Linked DNA regions of Homo sapiens: region 2 is linked to region 1. Evidence: chromatin contacts called from ENCODE Hi-C or POLR2A ChIA-PET data. All regions are on one chromosome and are shown on one strand. The core of a region is the stretch at or near the end of the contact, and the rest is flanking DNA. Distances in the headings are between cores, read along the strand shown. Region 1 overlaps ST7L (suppression of tumorigenicity 7 like). Region 2 holds the start of MOV10 (Mov10 RNA helicase).

What was found. A loop is a pair of places that touch in the nucleus more often than their neighbours do. ChIA-PET counts read pairs that join two places held with the same protein, here RNA polymerase II (POLR2A). Pooled maps may share reads with other maps.
Region 2: a loop to region 1 is called in a pooled map, with 2.1 times the contacts of the local background. The contact joins the promoter of MOV10 here to the enhancer-like site in region 1. A Hi-C loop is called at or near these places in 1 of 50 pooled maps. POLR2A ChIA-PET finds 5 or more read pairs at or near these places in 6 of 52 experiments (BJ, GM10248, H1 and 3 more).

What each region holds. Positions count from the first base shown.
Region 1 is chr1:112,541,081-112,546,584 of GRCh38, forward strand. ST7L (suppression of tumorigenicity 7 like) reads right to left here. Exons shown (of 15, transcript NM_017744.5): 14 at 871-1,010. Among named protein-coding and RNA genes, the nearest start is that of WNT2B, 35 kb to the left of the region's middle. Within about 2 kb of position 3,096, at least 6 of the 41 ENCODE cell types and tissues checked have a DNase peak (open chromatin) inside an H3K27ac peak, as active enhancers do.
Region 2 is chr1:112,671,391-112,676,762 of GRCh38, forward strand. It overlaps MOV10 (Mov10 RNA helicase), which reads left to right and starts at 3,269. Exons shown (of 21, transcript NM_001321324.2): 1 at 3,269-3,339; 2 at 3,458-3,659. The coding sequence starts at 3,523. CAPZA1 (capping actin protein of muscle Z-line subunit alpha 1) reads left to right here. Exons shown (of 10, transcript NM_006135.3): 10 at 1-226. RefSeq lists a silencer at 3,670-4,069.

The DNA.
Region 1 (5,504 bases), core at 1,846-4,345:
TCAAGACCAGCCTGGGCAACATGGCAAAACCCTGCCTCTACAAAAAATACAAACATTAGCTGGGCATGGTGGCATGTGCCTATAGTCCCAGCTACTCGGGGGGCTGAGGCGGGAGGACTGTTGAACCCAGGAGGCGGAGGCTGCAGTGAGCTGAGATCGTACCACTGCACTCCAGCCTGGGTCACAGCGAGACCTTGTCTCAGAAAAAAAAAAAAAAGTAAATAGTGATGGGATACCCACTCTAGTATCAGTCCTCAAGTGTTAACTGGTTCAGGAAATGGGGAAGTAGTTCAAAACTAAAGGGTAAAAATGAAAATATAGAACTACACATGGTTCTATATCCAAGTCTGGGGAAGTAAGAACAAGCAGACACAATAACTTGGAGAACCTTTGAGACATAGGCACATTCTGTACCTAGGGACAAATGTCCCATCTGTTCCCCCGCCTTATGTACTTATTATCCATCCTAGTTGTGCTCTTGAGTTTAAAGTTCAACAAATCCTGAGAACTAATGATTTCATTTAAATGAAAAAAATCAAAGGGTTTGTTTACAAAATAGGGTATTTTTAAAAATACCAAAGATAGTAACAAATGCTGTTTATCACCAAAAGTGATCTATAAGAGCAAACTTTATAATGTTATATTGTTACAATCTTATATTGTATTCTTTAAACTTTTAAGCAACAGAAGTAGCTCAAATCACCAAAAATTTATGTTTGATGTATTTATGGCAGCAACTATATACAAATCAATTCCTTTAATTTACAACAAATATCTTCCATTGTTCAGCTGGGTTAGCACAGGCAGATCAGAGATGGTTTCTTGTGTGTTTTACAAATAATCTACACAAGTCCTTGAGATCATACTTACAGCTTTAGCAAAAATACCCATGATTTCAGGAAACTGGTGAGTGAGAATGGCTATCATTGCTGTAGAAGAGCAAAATCCTGCTGTGAAATGGATGAACAAAGGAAGCTCCTTTTTTGGGTAAACAGAAACATGATGAAAGGCTGCAATGGAGAATAGGTAAGAATCAATTTTATTTCAGAATAACATGTAAACAAGTCTTAATCTTTTCAAATGAAATCTGTTTTTAAAAATTAAAAAGAAAAAAAATTTAAAAAGGAAAGTCTCTGGCTAAGCAAGGTAGAAGACAGTTATCCATTATTTATCCCAGCATCAACAGCATATCTAAATAGCCAGACAACTGTGCTGGGTGTGGGAACAGGATGGCGTCATGGGAAAGAATATTGATTACAAAATCATGCTGAGGTGATTTTGAAAAAAAGCTTTGTCACTTATTAGCTATGTGATCTTGAATAAGTTGCTAAACCCTCTAGAAGTTGCTATGGAGAGTTGTAATGATGAACATTTTAAGTGCTTAATGTGAGTTGCAGCCACAGGTGGTGGTTCACGTCTGTAATCCCAGCGCTTTGGGGGGCCAAAGAGGAGGATCGCTTAAAGCCAGGCATGCGACACTAACCTAAGCAAAATCGTGCTTAAAAATTTTTAAAAATTTTAAAAATTAGCCCAGCATGGTGGTGTGTGCCTGTAGGTCCAGCTACTCTGGAGGATGAGATGGGAAAATCACTGGAACCCAGGAGTTTGAGGCTGCAGTGAGCTATGATCATTCCACTGCACTCCAGCCTGGGTGACAGACCTGTCTCTAAATAAATAAATAAATAAATAAATAAATAAATAAATAAATACATTTGAGTTGCTACTTTTTTTTTTGAAGAAGAAGAGTCTCGCTCTGTTGCCTAGGCTGGAGTGCAGTGACATGATCTCGGCTCACTGCAACCTCTGCCACCCAGGTTCAAGTGACTCTTGTGCCTTAGCCTCCCAAGTAGCTGGGATTACATGCACAGGCCACTACGCCCAGCTACTTTTTTGTATTTTTAGTAGAGAGGGGTTTTGCCATGTTGGCCAGGCTGGTCTCAAACTCCTGGCCTAAAGTGATCCGTCCACCTCGGCCTCCCAAAGCGCTGGGATTACAGGTATAAGCCACCACACCTGGCATTGAGTTGTTATTAATTATTGTTCTTTGGGAGCTCAAAGACTAGTATGGAGAAAGAGGCAGACATGTCATTGGTGATTTCCTAGGACCATCAGTTAATAATTTTACCCAGTTATTAATGTGTTTATATATGTGGCATTTCATTAGGCACTGTAAAACTAAAGTAGGTAAGACGGGAGCAGTGGCTCACGCCTGTAATCCCAGCACCTTGGGAGGCTAAGTCGGGTGGATCACGAGGTCAGGAGATCGAGACCATCCTGGCCAACATGGTGAAACCCCGTCTCTACTAAAAATATAAAAATTAGGTGGGCGTGGTGACACGCGCCTATAGTCCCAGCTACTCAGGAAGGCTGAGCAGGAAAATCGCTTGAACCCGGGAGGCGGAGGGTGCAGTGAGCTGGGATTGTGCCACTGCACTCCAGCCTGGCAACAGAGCAAGACTCTGTCTCAAAAATAAATATGTAAATTAATTAATAAATAAAGTAGGTAGGCCAGGTGTGGTTGCTCATGTCTGTAATCCCAGCACTTTGGGAGGCCGAGGCAGGTGAATCATTTGAGTTCAGGGGTTTGAGATCAGCTTGGCCAACATAGTGAAACCCCATCTCTACTAAAAATAGAAAGATTAGCCAGGCATGGTGACGTGCACCTATAGTCACAGCTACTTGGGAGGCTGAGGCAGGAGGATCGCTAGAACCTGAGAGGCAGAGGTTGCAGTGAGCCAAGATCATGCCACTGCACTCTAGCCTGGGCAACAGAGTGAGACTCTATCTCAAAAAAAAAAAAAAAAAAAAAAACCTAAACTAGCAAACTGAAGGCCTAGGATTCTGACCATAAATAAAGTCCCTTGTCTTATTTTACCATATTTACATATTTACTCAGCTATTATTTTTCTAGTGATTGGATATTTCGTTATCAATTATACTCAAGTATTTATATTTTATTTGAAATTTGAAAATACTTGAATAACAATACTGAGATGAGCCTATTAGAGTACTTAACATGCAGTAGGTGCTCAATAAATGTCTGCTAAACTGAGAGCTATTCTGGGACTTCATTAGGCCAGGAAGTTGACCGCTTAGGGCTGGATACTAACCCAGGAATTTCTGATGTAATATCCTGCATTAGTAAGGGATGACTAATTTTGTGCTGAACCAAGGTCAGCTATAAATTTCACTTTTAAAACATAATGATTCACAGAGATTACACCTAAGCTTCCTTCAACAGCTATATTTTAATTTTTATTTTACTATATTCAGAAAGTATATACCAAAACACAAACCCATTAAAAATCCAGAAAATGTCCAGAACCTTGAGCCATGATTAAAGTAAAAGCACATCAAAATGGAAGTTTTAAAAGTTAGAAACATTAGAAACTGTAGAGAACATTGTGCTTTCAGCACCCAAAGAACCAGTCAGCAATCCCCTTTGCCCTGTCCCTCAGCCATGAGAGGCCAACTTCTTCTTCTTCCCAACTTCAAATCAAGAGAAACAAACCCTGCTATTCAAGAAGGTGGGAAACACATACAAGACAGCAAAGTTAGTAATATTACCTAACCTATATAGCATTTTATGGTTTATAAAGAACTTTAATTTATATTAGCTCATTTAATTCTTTTCAGTAACCCTAAGAGATAGTAGTATTCTCACTTTATAAGGTAGAAAACTGCATAGCTTTAGTGAGGAAATTTCCTAAAATATGAGATTTTTATACTGTAAGAGAGACCTAATTATTTCTTCCTGGATTGCTTTCTGTAGATTCATTTGTCAGTCAATGTTTGGCTAATACATCAAAATAATGGATGACTATTACAGAAACACTCCCTTGGAACGAAAGTTCAAATTTCATCACTGGCTTGTAGAGAAAAATTTATCAGAAGGCATAAAAGACGACTAAATAGCTATGTGAACTAGGGGAATAGTTCAACTCTGAACTTATGAGGTCCATAAGCAAATTCCAGAATGCGGTAAGTCATATCAAAGTTGAAGGAAAATTAAAAACAAAAAACATTAAGTACTCCTGGGTATTAAAACTCCTTATTGTTAACAATTTGTTCATTCTTCCACAGTCAGAGACAGAAAAAAATACTCTAAGAACATAAAATATAATCAAACAAAACCCCCCAGCATATTCCCCCTCTCCTACCTTCTGGAGTTTGCACCAAGTTAGAATAAAGGCTTGCCAAGAATAAACTGTCTGGTCTTATAGCTTACAGCTTTGACAACATAATAACCCTGATTTTATTCATATTACTATGTAAAATTGGCCTTATATTAGACAACCTTTGCAATAATTTACAAAGGAGGGCATTATTTTAGGCTAAATGTATTAGCTTAATATAATATACTCTTGCATATTGATGTTCCATAATTTAAGGTCCATTCTTTTGCCTTAAATATATTTGTTCCTGTTAAAATGGAAAGACAACAAGAACTACCACCACCACCTCTTTAGAAAGGAAAATAAAATTTCTCTCATTAATGACATCTTAATTGCTAAAGTCAATGGATTCTTCTTAGTATTTACCTTACCTATTATCTTGGATATTACTCCTCACTTGGAAATTTCTTCTTCCTTTTAGTTCTAGCATATTTAGTTTTAGTTCTTGTCCTGTCTCTCTGACAACCTCTTCACTGAATCTTCAACTGTCATTCTGCCACTCATTGCTTAGACATTTCTGTGCATCCATGGTTCCACCCTCAGTTCAATTCTCACTGTATACAGTTTTCCTTAGTGATTTCATTTATGCCTACGACTTCTTTTGCTACCTAGAAAATAATGACTCCCAATTCTGTTTTTTGAGATGTACAGAGGAAGATATATGAGGACCGCTGGCAATTTTATTTACACAACCTAATCCTGTCTTTAGGCTACAGCTGACTGGACAAGGAATAAACACCTGGATAAATCTGATTCTCTCTCCCAGAAGTTTTAGAAGTGGGATTGAGGCTGGGTGCAGTGGCTCACACCTGTATTCCCAACACCTGTTGAGGCAGGCAGATCACTTGAGCTCAGGAGTTCAAGGCCAAGCTGGGCAACATGGTGAAACCTCACCTCTACCAAAAATACAAAAATTAGCCAGGCATGGTGGCACATGCCTGTGGTCCCAACTACTCAGGAGGCAGAGTGGGGAGGATATTTTGAGCCTGAGAAGTCGAAGCTGCAGTGAGCCGTGACTGCACCACTGCATTCCAGCCTGAGTGACAGTGAAATCCTAACTCAAAAAAAAAAAAAAAAAAAAGAGAGAAAAGAAAAAGTGGGATTGAGATATTATTCATTCTGTATTGTCTGCCTGAACTCATGACATGTAAATAGAGGGCTGTAGGGGCCTCAAGTTTGGCCACATGGTTGTCTATGAAGGGAAAGCCAAACTGTAAAGAGAAAGATGTAAGAATGAAGTGGATACACTGAGAGAAACAGAAACGACAGAACACAGAAGGAGAAAATGGGGCTGGGGATGAAGGAAAGGAAAGTAAGAATAGGAAAGAC
Region 2 (5,372 bases), core at 2,019-4,518, 130 kb after region 1:
CTCCAGATACATGTCAAAAAAAGAAAGGTGTTTGTGCTTCCGTTTTGTTTCTGCTCAGTAATATAGTCAAGCAAGTTTGTTCCAGGTGACCCATTGAGCTGTGTATGCATTTTTGTTTATTTCAATAAAATATATTTGTATTATTTGTCCTTCATACTATCCATCCATACCACACTATCTTCTGTATCAGGTAGTCTAATAGAAATATACCTGTTTTGTTCTAAAATTGTCTGAGTCTCTCCTTTTTGATTCATCGCTTCAGCCTTGGTTCTCAAGGTAAGATATTCAGCTGTATTTGATCTTATGTTGAGAATGTTTAGGGTTTCTAAAATTGGTTTCTACCTTCAACTATTTATAGACTCTGAATATCCACAGATTTGCAAAGAACAGCTTTTTAAAGCGTGAGCAATGTCTATGGATCATACTGCTCTTCACTCAAAGACTACCCATGTTTCAAAGGGAAAAATGTAGTTGTCTTCTGTACCTGTCACTCAGAAAGCAAGGCCCAAGTACAGTTGTAGTCACTAGGCAGAAGTAGAAATGAAAGAATCCCTGCCTTAAACTTGGTAATATTTCACATTGCGTTATCTTGAAATGCTGCTTTCCTCTCCTTAGCTGGCCTAGCTACAAACTTGTGGGAGAGGCTTTTATCCTGGTTCCCAAAAGAAAACCAGAGGGAGTTTTTATGCTTCAAGTACTCCATCCAAGGCCAGTTCAAATTCCCACCTTTTTGAGGAATATTTAGCTGCATTCCATTCTATTTGTAATGCAAATAGATTGAAACATTCTTGCTTTTAATTTATTAACTCTCTCATCCTGCCCCTGCTATCCCATTGATTCCTTAGCTTAGACTTTTTTAAAAAATTCTTAACCCCTTAACTATCTAAAGGCCTTGGTTACTTGTATAGTCGGGAGGAAGTCAACCCTCCTTAACCAAGTCTGCCAGAGACACTCCCTCTCCCCCTTCCGCCCCCTTCTTAACCTCCCTTAGCAGAATATTTGCTTGAATTGTATCTATTTTATCACCACAAGCTGCTGAAATCAGCCTGTTGTACGCTATGGCAAAGATTTCCCAGCCATCTGGAAAAGGGTTTTTTGTGAGGCTTCCCTCCTATATTTTGGTTTGAAATGACACTGCTGAAGACTTTTTTCATCTGAGCCTCAGTGGTTATCCCTCTATTGCTTGCCTAGTTCCAGTGCCTGTTCTCTTTTATAGTCTAAGACTTCGGTGCTGGACTCATCTAGGTTCATGGGATGCTTGGCAAACTTGGCATATTCTCTTCAAACTCAAAGAATGATAAATATTTGAATGCCAACTTGTGAATTTACAATTTTCTATAAAACTACCAAGTAAACCAAATGCTGGTGACCATTGTCTCGTTTTTCAGCTACCTACTATGTGAAAAATCAAAGGAAGATTGGTAAATATGAACAAAGCTGGATTGTCCTGTAGTTTAAGTTGAGCTAACTTAAATTTCTTCTTTGAACAGATAGGGTATATATAAATGCACAGAGTATATATAAGCTCTCTGAGCACAGAAACAAATCTCACATCTGACGGCCAGAGGTCACTCTCCTCACCATCTTGGTTTTGGTGGGGTTTAGCCAGCTTCTTTACTGCAGCCTGTTTTATCAGCAAGGTCTTTATGACATGTATCTTGTGCTGACCTCCTGTCTTATCCTGTGACTTAGAATGCCTAACCTCCTGGGAATGCAGTCCAATAGGTCTCAGTCTCATTTTACCCAGTCCCTGTTGAAGATGGAGTTGCTCTGATTCAAAGAGCTCTGACAATAACAATTAGAACCCCATGTGAAGTAGATTTTTCTGGATGAAATTGTTTAGAGAAGTTCCATTGTAAACAAAGCCACATAGCATCACACTTTTTACCCAAGGTTTTACTATACTGCAGACTTTTGTGTACGTTTTGAGAACATCCAAGACATAAACCTGACCAGAGAAGAAGGGAGATTGTATCCAAGAATAATAGGGATTTAGATTTGCTGGTCAGAATGGAGCCAGACATTCAGTTTGAGTACGGTTGATGGTACGTTTTTGAGATGGTAAGTAACAAGGCAATTTTTAAGAGTTCACCCTCTCTATTCTTCTGGAACCTCATCAGGACATTGAGGGAGAAAAAAGGTAAAATCTTTGGCTGCTTTTCTAGTTTTTTCTTCTACTTTGCATAATAAGTTTGTAAGATGTTTTCCTCTGCCCTATTTTACCCATCCCCGTAGCTTTGGTTCCCACTGACATTGCATTTCCTGTTGCTAAAGCCTGTTATTCCTGGCTTCATTTGGTTGTTGGCCTGAGAGAAGGTACCGGGTAGCCCAGCTGGAGTATGACCTGGGTTCTGGACTTTCTTCAATTCCGTAGATTGAGTGTGTGGCCTCCTGCTGGTAGCTACTATGGAGAACAACACTAGCTTTGATTTATTTGAAAGTGATGTATTTGATTTAAAACTTTGTAGTGTAACTTAGCTTGTCCCATTCTAGTGTGTGTGTCATTTCATTCTGCGGGAAAAAAATAGATACAAAGGTTTGTTATTGTAGCCCCACCCCCTTAAATTTGTCTATACAGTCTTCTGAAGCACACTGCCCTTTTAGTTCTCTTCTTGGTACTGATGCTGTCACTATTAACCACTTATTATTGCCTAACACAACAGTCCCTTACGCTCAAGATGCTAGTATTTTGATGAATATAAGGGTCCACCTTATATACCAGTAAAAATTAAAGAGCAATACAGACTGGAATGCAACGAAGCGCCCAAATATGTGGCTCAGGGGTAAGGGTCGGTCACCAGCCTTTCCACATAAGCCGATGTGGCAGAGAAAAGCAATTACTGTGTATCCTGGCAGAGCCCCTTGTCCCTCCCTCCCACACGTACACACCTTTATCTCAGAGACACTGGGTTCTTTTCCCCAAACTTCTTTGACCCTTATGCCAACTACGTGCGTCTGAAAGCCCGAGAAGGGAAAATGGGGGAGGGGGCGTGTCGCCCCGAGTTTACGTCCCTGGAAGGCTGGGGGAGGCGCTGGATGAGCTTCCCCATTCCGGCCGCAGCCGACCTAGATCCCAGCCCTGCCCTTTGCTCTCCTGCTTTTCACTGAGTCCCGAGGCTCTGGAGGGTGGGCGTGAGGGTAGCCCTGGCTGAGGCTCGGAGGTCCTCCCGGGCTGTTCAGAGGGCCCCAAGCGGTAGCCACGTTCTGATACTGGCTAGAAGCCAGGGGAGGGAGCTTGGGGTAAGGGGAGGGCCCTGAGGGAGGGGTCAGACGCTTTAGGAAAGAGTTAATGCGAAGAGGGGGAGGGGATAGGACGAAGAAACCGAAGGGAAAGCTCAGGTAAGAAAAGAACGGAGGAGGGAAGCCTGGTGGGGAGAAGGGAGCCCGCAGGATCAGGGGTCAGAGTTAGGGGGCTTCCCTCCTGCTGCACCCTCATCTCAGGGCCGCCAACTTCCAGCTGCAGCGGCGACTTTCAGTTTCATTTCCACGGACCCTCCTGCCTGGGCCGCAGCCGCCGCCGCGATGCCCAGTAAGTTCAGCTGCCGGCAGCTCCGGGAGGCGGGCCAGTGTTTCGAGAGTTTCCTGGTCGTTCGGGGACTGGACATGGAGACAGATCGCGAGCGGCTGCGGACCATTTATAACCGCGACTTCAAGATCAGGTACGGGCCGGCCCACTCCCGGCCCCGAATCGCGGGCCCAGCTTGCTGCCACGACCCCCGCGCGAGGGCCACCTTTCCCGCCCCGGGGCGCAGAGGGACGCAGCTCCCCCAGCGGCTCAGGCCAGTCCCGGGGCGGCGCAGACCTCCCCTCCCGCGCCTCGCCCACGCCCCACCAGCGCCGCCCGGAGCCCGCCAGTTCTGCCCGAGCTGGGCCCCTGCGCCAAGTCGCCGCGGAGAGCCTCCCGCGCTGCCCGCGCCCCCGGAGGCCGGAACCCGGGGCCGGGAGCTGCGTCCCGCGTCCATGCGCCGCTCGCGGGGGCTGAGGGACAGCGCTCGCGGTGGGGGAGGGGAGCCTCCAGAGGGGGCCCAGGCATCGCGGGAGCGCGGGTTAGAGGCTGCCTGTTGGGGGCTGCGAGCCCGAGCGCGGGCTTTACAGGGACCTCTGCCACCTTGTTGAGGCGCTGCTGCCTCGGGGGTCCGCTATCTGGGAGAACTGAAGAGGCCCAGGGTAGAAGGGAGAAGCTCAGGAAGCTCTGGAAAGAAGAAAAGGGCACAAACTACGTGCGTACCAAACCTCCATTAGCACCTGTGGCTTCTCCATGGAGACCCAGGGGCAGAGCCAGCCTTCTGGAGGCTCCCTTTCACCCTGTGGCTGAAGGCTCTTTGGTCTCCTTTTCCTGCTACCACCCAAGTGAAAATCAAAGAGTCTTCTGTCACACCACAGAATTGTGCTTCAAAAACACGTTTATCAACAGGCTGCTGCCTTGCGTGGAAAACCAAGAAGCAGTTTAACAAGGGTAAACGTAAAGACTTGTACAAATAAACATAAGGTAGTGGGAATCTGGGCTTAATAACAGACCTCCCGAAAAAGACCTTGGGTTTTAGCAGACCAGAGGGCCAGTATGGGTGAGATATGGCTGCTAAAACAGCTGAAGTCTAAGATTGAGCTAACAGAAGTGTGATTTGGGGTGGGGGAAAAGGGTAGAGACTCTCCATATTGGTGAAATCGTGTCTGGAATATCGTTTTCACTAATGGTTATCACATTTGGAGAGGGATATTAACAGGCTTGAACAACATCTGAGAAGGGGCAAAGATGATGAGGCCCTGTTTTATGTCACCATGCTGGACACTATGGGGACTCTTAAGATGAAAAACACACAATCCCAGAGGAGCATCAGAGGCTATGATATGCATGCAATATACATGTACACAATATAGGATAGTACATGGTAAAATGGAGGATTATACTAGGGATGGTAAGAGAAAAATGCTGGAGGAAAGAGCGAGCATTTGCATCACATGGTATCAACACTTAAGGTATGTGAATTCACCTATATCCACAGAGTACAACATGGCTAGGAAACAAGTCACCTACTTCTTTTGGCTCTGTTAAGGAAAAAGTAATTGGTTAAAACAGTAAGGCTGACTTGACTCAAGGCTATGGTAATAGGGTATTGCAATAGGAAAGAAGAGAGTTGGAGCTCAATTCCGAATACAGCAAAAACAGCGGGGGATTTATGACCAATGAACAGAGTAAGGGGATCAATATATAGAAAATTACTAAGAGGAGTCATAAAGAGTGGGAGGATTTTTGCTCACCTGACCTAACAAGATTCTTGTTAAAGGCAGACCAAGGACTTGTACATCAAAGGCGGGAATGAGGAACTTGATCAGATATCAAGCGTGGTCATGCATCAAGGGTGAGGAGTCTC